Regions from separate parts of the Homo sapiens genome. Here region 2 is linked to region 1. A link is a contact called in ENCODE Hi-C or POLR2A ChIA-PET data. All regions are on one chromosome and are shown on one strand. The core of a region is the stretch at or near the end of the contact, and the rest is flanking DNA. Distances in the headings are between cores, read along the strand shown.

Region 1 (6,270 bases), core at 1,610-4,109:
TCCCTCCTGACCCAATCTAAGACCCTGAGGGCACTGTGGATGCCACAGCCCTCAGATCTAAACTTCATCCTGCCCCCTCCTCCAGCTACCCCTTGGCTGCTTCTCAGGCTTAGGGATGTACCTACCAGCAGCCAGCGTCAGCCTATGGGAGGACAGAGAAAGTGGCAGCGTGGGCCCTGGAAGCAGGCCTGGGGCCTTTTTGGACAGGGGACTCTGGGCGTCTGGATATCCAAACGGGGGTTTAGAAGGTGGAGGCAGACAAGGCCTCTTGGCCCTGTGGGCTTCTGACTCCACGGGGTGTGGTGTGACTTAAGGAGGGGTCAAGCAGGGCCCTCTAGTGTGGGGGACCCAGAGCCAGAGCTCCAGGTGTCTGGATCCAGGGCAGTACCTGTGGGCATTGAACACACAGCAGCACAGACCCCGAATTGCAAATAGTGCCCCCAGTCACCAAACTGGCCCTCTCCATAGCCATATCTTTGTTTGCTTCTGCGCATCTCTAGCAGACACGCAGTTCTAAGCTCCTGGTTCATCAGGAACTTGCATCCTGATCTCCGCTGTACCCCACGGGTCTTGGCATTGTACCTGGCACGCTGAGGCCAGATCCGCAGTGACCTCTCACCAGCAGCAGTCGCTGTGGTGATGGTGGCTGCCGCATGCCCTGGCCCTGGCCCTGGCCCTGGCCCTGGTCCCTCCCTCCCAAATGGAGGGAATGGTGGAGCAGGTTTCCTTTCTCAACCGTGGGGAGGGCCACCACTTCCCACAGGGAGCCTAGGCCTCTGCCCTCAGTGGGGGAGCGGAGTGGGCCACTGACTAACGCGGCTTTCAGTGCCTACGATAGGAATTCACATGGAGAGGTGGCCTTGAAATAAGTGCCTTGTTTAATCTTCATGCCCTGGAAGTATTTTTCACAAGGTGGCTTAGTTAGAGGGGCTGTGGATCTGGTAATGAGGCTGGCCTTGGAGGGGGAGACTTGTGAGAGGAGCTCAGCTATGAACACTTCTAGCAGGGCTGTATTCATAAAATCCTGGGGGCTCCCAGGGGATTTGAAGCTCTACACAGAAAATTACAGGGCAGGAAAGGACCTGGGCAATTATTTTTCCTCCAAGAATGGCCATGCTTAAAACATCACCATTAGGCGCCACAAGTGGCTTTCTCCATGACAGCTCTTTTAAAAAATACTTTATTGGGTTTTTTTAAATTACAAAAGCAATATAGGCTTCTTTTAACACAGAGGTGTGTTCTCATTATCAAAAGGAAAAAAATCAATAGGTTCCCTGATTCCCATCTCCCTGCGTCCCCAGTAGTACCAGTGTTAACAATTTAGTGTTTAGCCAGAGGTGATTAATGCACCTTTTGTGTGTGCTTATACAAAAATGTACCAACATGCATACACATATATGGGCATTTTTGTTTTTATGTGTTGGTGTTTGCTTTTTTAAAAAAGAGGAATCACACTATACCCATTATGCTGTAAGTTTCTCTTTTTACTTAGCAATATATCATGAACATTTTCTAAGTCAATACATATAGATCCACTTCATTTTTAAAAACAGCTACATAATGTTCCCCAGTATGAGTACCATAATATATTCAGCTGTTTCCCTATTGATGTGTATTCAGGTTGTTTCCAGGGTTTTTTAAAAAATTATAATAAGCAGTTCTTTTAAAATATTCTTTGATTTCTTTTTCTATCTTGTGCATATGTTACAAAAGACTCTTTTGCCTTAGGAGGATTATAAAAATGGTGAACAATTAAAATATTTCTTTACAGTCACATTGATATAGTTTTGACACCTTAAACCCTTTATGTATTCATTTGGGTGGCCCTGGGCGCTGTGCCTGGCACTGTGGAGGACAGTGACCAAGGAGATGTCTGTCCTCAAGGACCCCTGCTTTAGTGAGGGTGCTGACAAGCAGGTGGACAGGAATGCGGCTCAGATGGACGATCAAGAAGGAGGTTTCGGCCAGAATGGAAACTTAATAGATGAGAGTGTGGCCTCTTGGTTTAAATCCTGTCTCCACCACTTAGTTGCTATGAGGTCTGGGGGATGTTCACTTTTCTTATGGGGCTATTGTGAGACTCAAAGAGTTGATGTAAAGAAAAGTGCTTAGGAGGCCAGGTGTGGTGGCTCATGCCTGTAATCCCAGCACTTTGGAAGGCCGAGGATGGCTGATCATATGAGGCTAGGAGTTTGAGACCAGCCTGGCCAACATCGCAAAACCCCACCTCTACTAAAAATACAAAAATTAGCCGGGTGTGGTGGTGCACAGCTACTCGTGGTAGCTGGGTACTAATCCCAGCTACTCGGGAGGCTGAGGCAGGATAATTGCTTGAACCCAGGAGGCAGAGGTTGTAGTGAGCCATAATCGTGCCACTGTACTCTAGCCTGGAAGACAGAGTGAGACTCTTGTCTCAAAAAAAAAAAAAAAAAAAAAAAAAAAGAAAAAGAAAAGTGCTTAGGCCCCAGCCAACAAGTTGGACTCACCAAATGGCTTGTTGCTGTTTGAAGTGCTGCCCCCGCCACTGGGAGATCAGGAAAAGCTCCCCCTGAAGGGGTGACAGTGCAGCTGGCCCTTGGGAAGGAGGTGAAGGGCCTTTTAGTCAGTTGGGGAAAAAACAAACACTCCCTGCCCACCACCACCACCTGGTCCTGACCTCAGTTCTTCAGCTCCCTAGGCTGTTCAAAGATCCAAAAACCTATTTATTTTTAGTTGCTAAAAATATCCCCTAAGCCAGGGTTAAAGAATTTCTCCCTTAGTGGTAAACAGGTGACTTAGAACCAATCAGGGCCCAGCAGCCCCAGTGATGATGCTGTTCCTCCCCTACCCCCAAACATTCAGCAGGATCCTTTCATGTGTCAAAAGGAAAGAAACTTATCAGAAACTTCCTGTTGAGAAAACGATACCTCTTACCCCAGACTTAGCAGATGCACAGAAACCTTTGACTCCTGGATCTGCCAAGGCACACAAAGAACCAGAAACACCTATTGGCCTGGCCTGGGATAGGCAAACACTGGGGCTCAGCCCAACAAGCCTTCCTAGCACAGCCTGGGGGCAGCACACACAGTAGTCAAGAGAGCTGCCTGCCCTGGCTGTAGAGCCTAGGTCTGCCCCTTATTAACTGTATGACCTGTAGTAAATTATTTAGCCTCTCCGAGCCTCAGTTTCCCTGTCTGTAAAATAGAAATAAGAATACCTGTCTCAAAATCCTGTTAAGGACTAAATGAGATGGTGCCTGTAAGGCACACAGCACAGGACCTGGTGCACAGTGAGGCTGCAATACATGGCCCCTGCTGTTACCATTGTTAATGGAGACCGCCGCCCTGCTCCCTCCGCCCCCTGAAACGGGGGCTAGCACTCCCCAACTGTCTGGCCATCCTTCTCCAGCTGCCATTTGGGGATTGGCTCTGTGACAAGCAGGGGGCACAGGGCCTGGGGAATACTGGAGGAAGGCACCCAGCCCCACCTGGGAGTCAGAAGGGACCAGCTTAGGCCTGTGGAAGGGTGGGACGCTGGATCTGGAGGTCTCTGGTGAAGAAGCTGAGAAGAGGGAGTGCTTGTACAGAAGATGGAAGGGCGCAAGCTTAGGGGTTACTGGTAACTTGGTTTAGCTGGGATGAGACACCGGGTGTGGCAGGTGATGGGGATAGAGGGGCCAGCTGGTGCCAGGTGGGAAAAGGCCCTTTTGGCCAAGTGCAGCTAGGAGGGTGGACACTCTGGGTTGCCACGGAAAGGTTCTAGAAGGGGAGGTGACATGATTTGGTTTGTATTTTAGAACATTTGCTCTGGCAGCAATGTAAAGATGGCTGGGGTGGAGCACATGATGAGACCAAGGTGTGGCCACAGCAACCCAAGGATTGGCCGGGGTCACTTGGCCTTACTGCTTCAAATATAATTGGTTACAAACTCCCACCCCACACAGGAGGGGACCCGGTGTCTTTCCACTGGTCTCTGGGGGCTTGGAAACTTCCATTTCTCTCTTGACAGCTCATCTGATGCCAAACTCTTTCTGCTGAATTCTCCACCTCCATCCTGTACTTAGTAACCGCTTTAGGCACCCTTCCTGTTCCTGTTGCTCCTCGAGGGACCCATGACCAAGGCCTCTAGGTTAGCTGACATTTCCATGGATCTGGAGCAAGGGGAAGGGGTGAGGTGGTGGTGGCACAACAGATAAGACAGCGCTGAACGCCACATGCTCCTGATCTTACAGTCTCAGCACTGTCCCTGTCTCATGGGTGGTCAAGTCCTCAGTGGGCTCCGGCCTCCCCCTCTCATGGGACTGGCCCAAGGTGCTGCTTAGCCAGCTCCCCTCTCCTTCCAGTCCCACAGCTCACAATCCCCCATCTCCAGTGTTCCTGTTCATTTCTAGGGCACATATATTAAGCCCTGTGTTGGTCTCCTCTGACCCCACCCCAAGCCTGTCCAGAGGAATCTTCTTCATTAGCAAACATGCTGGGGTGCATAAGTGGGCTCCTAAACTAAGATGGTCTCTTCCTCGCTAGGGACCCCATCACCAGGTCTCCATAGAGGCCTGTTCACTGGCGGGAAGAGGAGGAAGGGAAAGATGATAAATGGATATTGTATCTGTGGAAATGAAAGCCGTGGTCTTAGTTCCACAAACATAGCCCAGTCTAGATTACAGATAACGATGTGGGTTTCCCAGGTGGTGTGGACACCAGGGATAGAACCCAGTTTATTTTAATCATATATTGATTCTCTGGTCAGCAAAGATTCTTCTGAGAATGAGCATTTAAAGGGTGGGCTTGAGTTTTCTTTCTTTTCTTTTTTCTTTTTTTTTTTTTGAGATGGAGTCTCGTTCTGTCACCCAGGCTGGAGTACAGTGGTGCGATCTCGACTCACTGCAAGCTCTGCCTCCCGGGTTCAGGCCATTCTCCTGCCTCAGCCTCCCGAGTAGCTGGGACTACAGGCGCCCACCACCACGCCCGGCTAGTTTTTTTGTATTTTTAGTAGAGATGGGGTTTCACCGTGTTAGCCAGGATGTTCTCAATCTCCTGACCTCATGATCCGCCCGCCTCGGCCTGCCAAAGCGCTGGGATTACAGGCGTGAGCCTCCGCGCCCAGCCGAGTTTTCTTTAGAAGACAAAGTAAAGCCCAAACTGGCCAGCCCCCAAATAGAGTGCCTGCTTAGCAGGCTGGCAGGTGAAAGGGCGTGGGACTTGGAAGACACAGAATGCTGCAAGCCCCAGGCAATTGATTGAACCTGTCTTGGTTTGGGTTTCTTCATCTGCTAAATGGATGTATGACTCCCTTACAGGGACATTATGAGATGGCAATGAAATGGTATGTGCAGAATCACCTGGCTCGGCCCACAGTCTGGCTTTTGGGTAATTTTGACACAAAAGGGAATAGCTATGAACTGAATTGTGTCTCCCCAAAACGCATTTGTTGAGGCCCTAACCTCCAATGTAACTGCCTTGGAGAAAGGGTCTGTGGGAGGTAATTAAGTTTAAATAAGGTCATAAGGATGAGGTCTAGTCCTATAGGACTGCAGCTCTAGGAGAAGAGAAAAAGAGAGATCCCTCTCCCTTTCTCTGCCATGTGAGGACACAGTGAGATGGCAGCCACCTGCAAGCCGGGAAGAGAGCCTGACCGTGTTGGCACCCTGATCTCAGACTTCCAGCCTCCAGAACTGTGAAAAAATACATTTCTGTTTTTTGAGTTACCCAGTCTATGATATTTTGTTTCGGAGGCCCGAGCTGTGGTGCATATTTAACCTGTGGGCAGTGTGTTTTCAGAAAGTGGTGACATGGTGCACATGGCCCTGGTGGGAGTGGGTCTGTGGTCTCCTGTCCTTTGAGGAAGCTCCTTCTGTGACATCCAAGGTCCCAATGATCTGGGTCCTGCTACCTTCTTGGTCTCACCTGGTATCATCCCTCACTTCTTTCTCACATTGGTCTTCTTTCTTTTATCTCTCCAACTCTCTAAGCTCCATCCTGCCTTGGGGTTTTTGCACATGCTGTCCCCTCTGTAATGCATACCTTTGCAAGGCTCACTTTGGATTCAGAGGTCCCTTCCATAGAGAGCCCTCCCTGTCCTGGCTGTCTGGGACTTCTCTCATTTCCTTTGCCCTGTCTTATTCTCTTCCTGGCAGGCATCACTCTCTAAAATTAAATGGTTTACCTGTTTAATATCTGTTTTCCTCCCCTGAAATGTAAGCTCTGTGGGGACAGGGGCCTTGTCTACTTGTCTTGCTATATCCCTAGAGCTTACCAAGGACTGTCACATAATGGGGGCTCAACTCATGCTCAA
Region 2 (5,415 bases), core at 2,370-4,869, 350 kb before region 1:
TTTCACCGTGTTGGCCAGGATGGTCTGATCTCCTGACCTCGTAATCCGCCCGCCTCGGCCTCCCAAAGTGCTGGGATTACAGGTGTGAGTCACCGCGCCCGGCGTACTACTTCTTTTTTTTTTTTTTTTTGAGACAGGGTCTCACTCTGTTGCCCAGGCTGGAGTGCAGTGGTGCAATCATGGCTCACTGCAGCCTCACCCTCCCAGGCTCAAACAGTTCTCCCACCTCAGCCTCCAGAGTAGCTGGGACTACAGGCATATGCCACCACGCCACCAGGCTAATGTTTAATTTTTTGTAGTGACAGGGTCTCGCTGTGTTGCTCAGGCTGTTCTCAAACTCCTGGGCTCAAGTGATCCTCCTGCCTGGGCCTCCCAAAGTGCTGTGATTACAGACATAAGCCACCTTACCCGGCCAGAAGTACTTTCTTGAAGCCTAAGTTCCATTCTTCATAACATCCAAGTTTTGTTATTTTTAAGGCCTTCCTGGGTCTTTCCAACCTTTTGGTTCTTTGAGATACCTTTTCTGAGCCTACCCTACCAACCTGAGAATAACTGTGGATCTATCCTTCACCAAACCAGGCAGGTTTAGAATTATGAGTAGAGAATGAACCATCGTGGGCAGGGGTGGGGAACACTTTATTTTAAGGCATATTCATATCAGCATATAAGGCATATTCATATCACAATGGCACGATCTCAGCTCACTGCAACCTCCACCTCCTGGGTTCAAGCAATTCTCCTGCCTCAGCCTCCCAAGTATCTGGGATTACAGGCATGTGCCATCATGCCTGGCTAATTTTGTATTTTTAGTAGAGATGGGGTTTCACCATGTTAGTCAGGTTGGTCTTGAACTCCTGACCTCAGGCGATCCGCCCACCTTGGCCTCCCAAAGTGCTGGGATTACAGGCGTGAGCCACCGCGCCCGGCCTTTTAAGGCATATTCTAAAGATTGCACCCCAACCTCCAAAATTAAAAAAAAAAATCTCTAAAAAATAAAAAGTGATTTCATCTCCTAGGCCCCAATCAATCATCTAAGTAAAGCTTTTTCTTTGGTCCTTTTATCCTCAAAGTCATCTCTTGTTCCCACAACCCACTGCACCTGGGAAGCTGGACAGCAGGCCCAGCTGAAACAAGGAGGTCTCTTTGGTTCAGGTTGGCACTAAGGTGCCCAGTGGTCAGATGAGCAGCCTCAGGTTTGCAGGAGCCAGTAGTTCCTGTCTTGCTCCTGGGGGTACTTCCAGAAAAGCCAGAAGCGGATAAAGCTGGTGACGATTCCTGGAAAGTTGGACACCTGAAATCACAAGAACTGCTATGAGGAGAGGAGCCAGTTTTCCATCTTGCACCCCTGTCACCCCATCCCAGTTGTGCTTACCATGATATAGGGATCTCTGAGTCGAAACCCATAGAGGCACCAGGAGGCAGAGGTGAGAAGGGTAGCAATGGTGAGTGGGTAGGAGAGACATTGGGTTGATTTAGTTTGAATCACCTTAGCCTGTGGGAAAGAATGGAAGACTCTCTTGGCCCAAGCACATCGTAAAGCTTCACTTGCCTAAGAATTTCCTCAAGAAAAAGGTCAGACACCCTCCCTGATCTGTCACCCAACCTTTCCTGCCTCCCACTCGCCCACTTCTACTGCCTTGTCTTCTTCCAGGGTTTGGATCTCCCCTTCCTCGGGACTGTAAGCCATAGTATTTGGCTATGAGAGCCTGACTCTTATCTCTCCTACCTCCTTGGACACCCCCACTCACCAAGTCAGCCAGTGGTGAGAGGTACATGCTGATGGTGAAGACACTGCAGAAGAGGCCCAACTGCTGAAGCCGGGCCTCAGGGTTGGGTACCAGGAGCCAAAAGTAGCCATAACCCAGGAGAAGGACCCCTAGCAGGGTTGCAGTCTGTAGGAGCACAACACGCTGCAGGGGAGAGAGTACCCTTACTTCCAGATGTGCACTCTGACTTCCCTGCTAGAGTTAATTCATCCTGCCTTCTCCAGTGCTCCAATGGGGAAGCCAAGCTGTCTAGGCCTCCAGCACTGCACTGTCACAGCTTCTTTCCCACCACCAACTTGATAGGAAAGTCTTATCCACCCACAACACTGGAGACTTCTGGGGGAGATAAATATGTGTTTTTTTCTGTGTGCTTGGCACACACAGTAGGAGCTTCATAAATGCTTGTGTGATTTAGCAGGGACGCAGAGCTAATCATCTCATTCTCACCCACAGGCCCTGGCTCTGAAAGAAATATCAGAGACAAAAGCCCTTTCCCCTTAGCTTGTTGGCTGAAGCCCAGGGCAGGCAGCATAGGCATCTCAGGCTAGGCAGAGCTACCAGCCTTGCCTAAATGGGGGCAATGTGTTCATCTCAGAAGGCTGGCTTCATAGAGGAAGGGGACCTGCAAGGCTGGAGAGGCCTTCCTGGAAAAGGTGGCAGTGCCAGCTGTTACAGTCTTCTAGGAAATAGTGTTTGCCCTGCCAGCAAGGCAGGGCGTGCAGCAGATAGGTGGGTCCAAGGGAGGGCCTCTACCTTCCGAGGGCAGTAATGCAGATATGCCAAGATATACAGGGTCTGAAGCGCAGCACCCACTGTGTTGACGACGATGAGGATCCCGTCTCCCTTCAAAGCCCCATAACTCAGCCAGCCCAGGTTGCTGCAGGGTGGAGGGGATGGACATGGCTCAAAGGGTTCAGTGTGAGAGGAGGACCCAAAGGGTCTTTCACTCTTTTTTTTTTTTTGAGACGTAGTCTCGCTCTGTCGCCCAGGCTGGAGTGCGGTGGCACGATCTCGGCTCACTGCAAGCTCCGCCTCCTGGGTTCACGCCATTCTCCTGCCTCAGCCTCCCGAGTAGCTGGGACTACAGGCGCCCGGCACCACGCCCGGCTAATTTTTTGTATTTTTAGTAGAGACGGGGTTTCACCGTGTTAGCCAGGATGGTCTGGATCTCCTGACCTCGTGATCCGCCCGTCTCGGCCTCCCAAAGTGCAGGGATTACAGGCGTGAGCCACCGCGCCCGGCCAAACCTCTTTCACTCTTGCTCCTCCTGCCCCGCCCCCACCTCCCTCTGGTAGCCTTTCCCACTACCGCAGCCGTCGGCCCCTCACTTGACTTCCGTGGTGAGAAAGGGCAGGAACTGGACGTTGTCCACACTCCGGGTCATTCGCATGTGCCTGAGGTCCGAGCTGTAATGGGGCCCCGAAGGGAGGGGTGGGGGTGGGAAGGGAGAAGCAGAGTGCTAGAGGGGGATGCCCAATGCCTGTCATCCTTTCCGGACCACCGCAGACCCCGCCCCCTCTCCCCCCCGCCAGCTATCCTGCCTTCTCCTTCAGGCCTAGTGACCAGCCTCGCCCTTGTACCCCGGTCCCCTCGACCCGATCCCACTTTGATCCCGGTTCCGGACGAGCCAGGTGCTGTGGCCACGTCTCTGTCCCCTCTCTCTCCTTTCCTGACTGCCTAGTCCTCCCCAACCCAGCCCGGCCGCACTCTCACAGGCCGGCGGAGAACATGCCAAGGGTGAAGACCACGCATGCTCCGTAAATGAGCGAGTCCAGAAAGCCGCCCGCCTCCATTACGACTAGAGTCGGATCCCGCGCCCAGCGCCCGCCGCGAGCCTGCGGTTGCCGGGACCTACTGCAGCCCAGACCTGCGGCTCTGGAGCCCCGCCCCGCGCACTCGGCTCCGCCCCCGCACGCTCGGGCCGTCCCTCCGGAAACTGCGCCGAAGCCCCACCCTCCCTCCGACGCCGAACCGGAACTCGCGCCCCTCTCCTCCGAGCGCCTTCCCAGTACCCTGGTCCAGACCTCTTCCATGTCCCGGTCAGTCCCCTTCCTAGGGCTCCGCGGGTGTGTCCCCGATACCTGCCGCTGCTCACACTCTGCCTACCCCTTGGATCATCTAGACGCCCCCAGTCTCAACGCTCGTGTTCCCACAGGCCTGTGCGCCTTCGGCGGTGGACCTCCAAACAAAAGCTTGCTAGTTTAACAAGACTTCAGCACGCTTTCCATCCAGAGCTCCACATCAGAACCTCAGTTGCCCAGGGTTTGGGAAGTTTTTTTCTGGAGTGTGCTGCCGAAGCTTTTTCTCAAAATAACACATTACCAGGAATCACCAAGCCTTCCTCTTTTGCCCTCCCTCTCGGGTCAACTTTACATGACGTGGCCAATCCACTGACGCCTCTATCACTGACCCCCGGTCCAACCCACTTGTTACTGGGAACTTTCCCTCCCAGCCTCCCACACGTCTCTGCTAGTGTGGCTGTGGGGCGGGGCCGCATGCCTCAGCTGGCGTTCCCAGCTTCCCTGACTCACCGAAACAGCGTGAGTACCTGAATGGTAGTATGCCAAAGCCCTGCGGTGACGGAGTGGGAGTGGGGTAGAGGTCGGATAGGAAGAACTTCCAGAGTGGAGTGCAGCTCAGAACCCGAGAGACAGCTGTCAGGAGCACTCCGGTCCTGGACAGCCCTCAGAGGAGGAAACATCCCACCCTTTTGGCCTCGTGAGGGGCACACATTCTTTGGAGAGAAAGAAATTCAAACCCAGTTGCTACTGTTGTAGCACAGAGAGCCTCGCACTTAGCAGGGACTCAATGGTCATATGTTTTAATATGGAGTGGCAGAAAAGCATGTCCGAAAAAACACATTGCTTTATTTTGAGACAAAGAACATTGTATAAAAAAACTCCAGTTGTAGAAATCAGGACAGACACACAGCAACTTATATACAGATACTATACACGTGGGCCCTGCCCTTTAGGCTACACTCTAGGCAGAATGTACACATGGGCACTGCCCTTACAGCTACACTCTAAGAACAGGTTGGCACAGCCCCCCTGCTGGCACAGCTCTGGGGAGTGCTGCCCCAGGATGGGAGAGAATGCAGTACCTGGCTACAAACTTCTCTGTGGCAGCTCCACAGATGAGGTCTTGCTGGGAGATGCTGGGTCAGCCCAAGCATGCTGCCTCTCCTGTACCTGGCTTCCAAGCAAGAAACTGTTTCTTGCTTTTCCTTCAGTCAGTTCATCTGGGCATCCTGGCTCTCTCCTGGAGGGGGCATCTTTGACAAGCTTTGCCCATCCACGTGGCCCCTTCCAGCTCAGCTCCCACTGTGCCTTAAGGGACCATGCCTGCACAGCTTGTTTCTTTGGCTTAAAGGCAGGAATGGTGGGAAAGGACTGTCTCCACTTCTTTCTCCATCCCTCCGAGGTGAAGGTGGGGATGGCACTGTCGGGCTGGTTGGCCTCCTTCCGGTTGAAAACCTTAATACTGACCCGTTTTGAGGCTGCTAGGTGATAGCTTATGCCTGTGGTGGGAGTGGTTCCCAGGGCTGGGGGCTCTGAAAGTGGCCCCAAGACAGGTTTGGAGTGCCTGTCCCTCTCTTCAGCCTGTCCCTCTTTAAGGCCAGGTGTGGCATACACCTTCACGGGGTTTG

What was found. Hi-C counts contacts between places; a loop is a spot of excess contacts on that map. ChIA-PET counts read pairs that join two places held with the same protein, here RNA polymerase II (POLR2A). Pooled maps may share reads with other maps.
Region 2: a loop to region 1 is called in a pooled map, with 2.8 times the contacts of the local background. The contact joins the promoter of SLC50A1 here to the enhancer-like site in region 1. A Hi-C loop is called at or near these places in 1 of 50 pooled maps. POLR2A ChIA-PET finds 5 or more read pairs at or near these places in 3 of 52 experiments (HCT116, activated B cell and activated T-cell).

What each region holds. Positions count from the first base shown.
Region 1 is chr1:154,781,745-154,788,014 of GRCh38, reverse strand. All of the region lies in intron 2 of KCNN3 (potassium calcium-activated channel subfamily N member 3), which reads left to right. Among named protein-coding and RNA genes, the nearest start is that of KCNN3, 85 kb to the left of the region's middle. Within about 2 kb of position 2,859, at least 6 of the 41 ENCODE cell types and tissues checked have a DNase peak (open chromatin) inside an H3K27ac peak, as active enhancers do.
Region 2 is chr1:155,134,056-155,139,470 of GRCh38, reverse strand. It overlaps SLC50A1 (solute carrier family 50 member 1), which reads right to left and starts at 3,619. Exons shown (of 6, transcript NM_018845.4): 1 at 3,480-3,619; 2 at 3,095-3,172; 3 at 2,520-2,643; 4 at 1,749-1,910; 5 at 1,373-1,492; 6 at 618-1,291. The coding sequence starts at 3,559. The coding sequence ends at 1,190. EFNA1 (ephrin A1) reads right to left here. Exons shown (of 5, transcript NM_004428.3): 5 at 4,572-5,415. The coding sequence ends at 5,404. RefSeq lists a silencer at 3,579-3,818 and an enhancer at 4,089-4,178.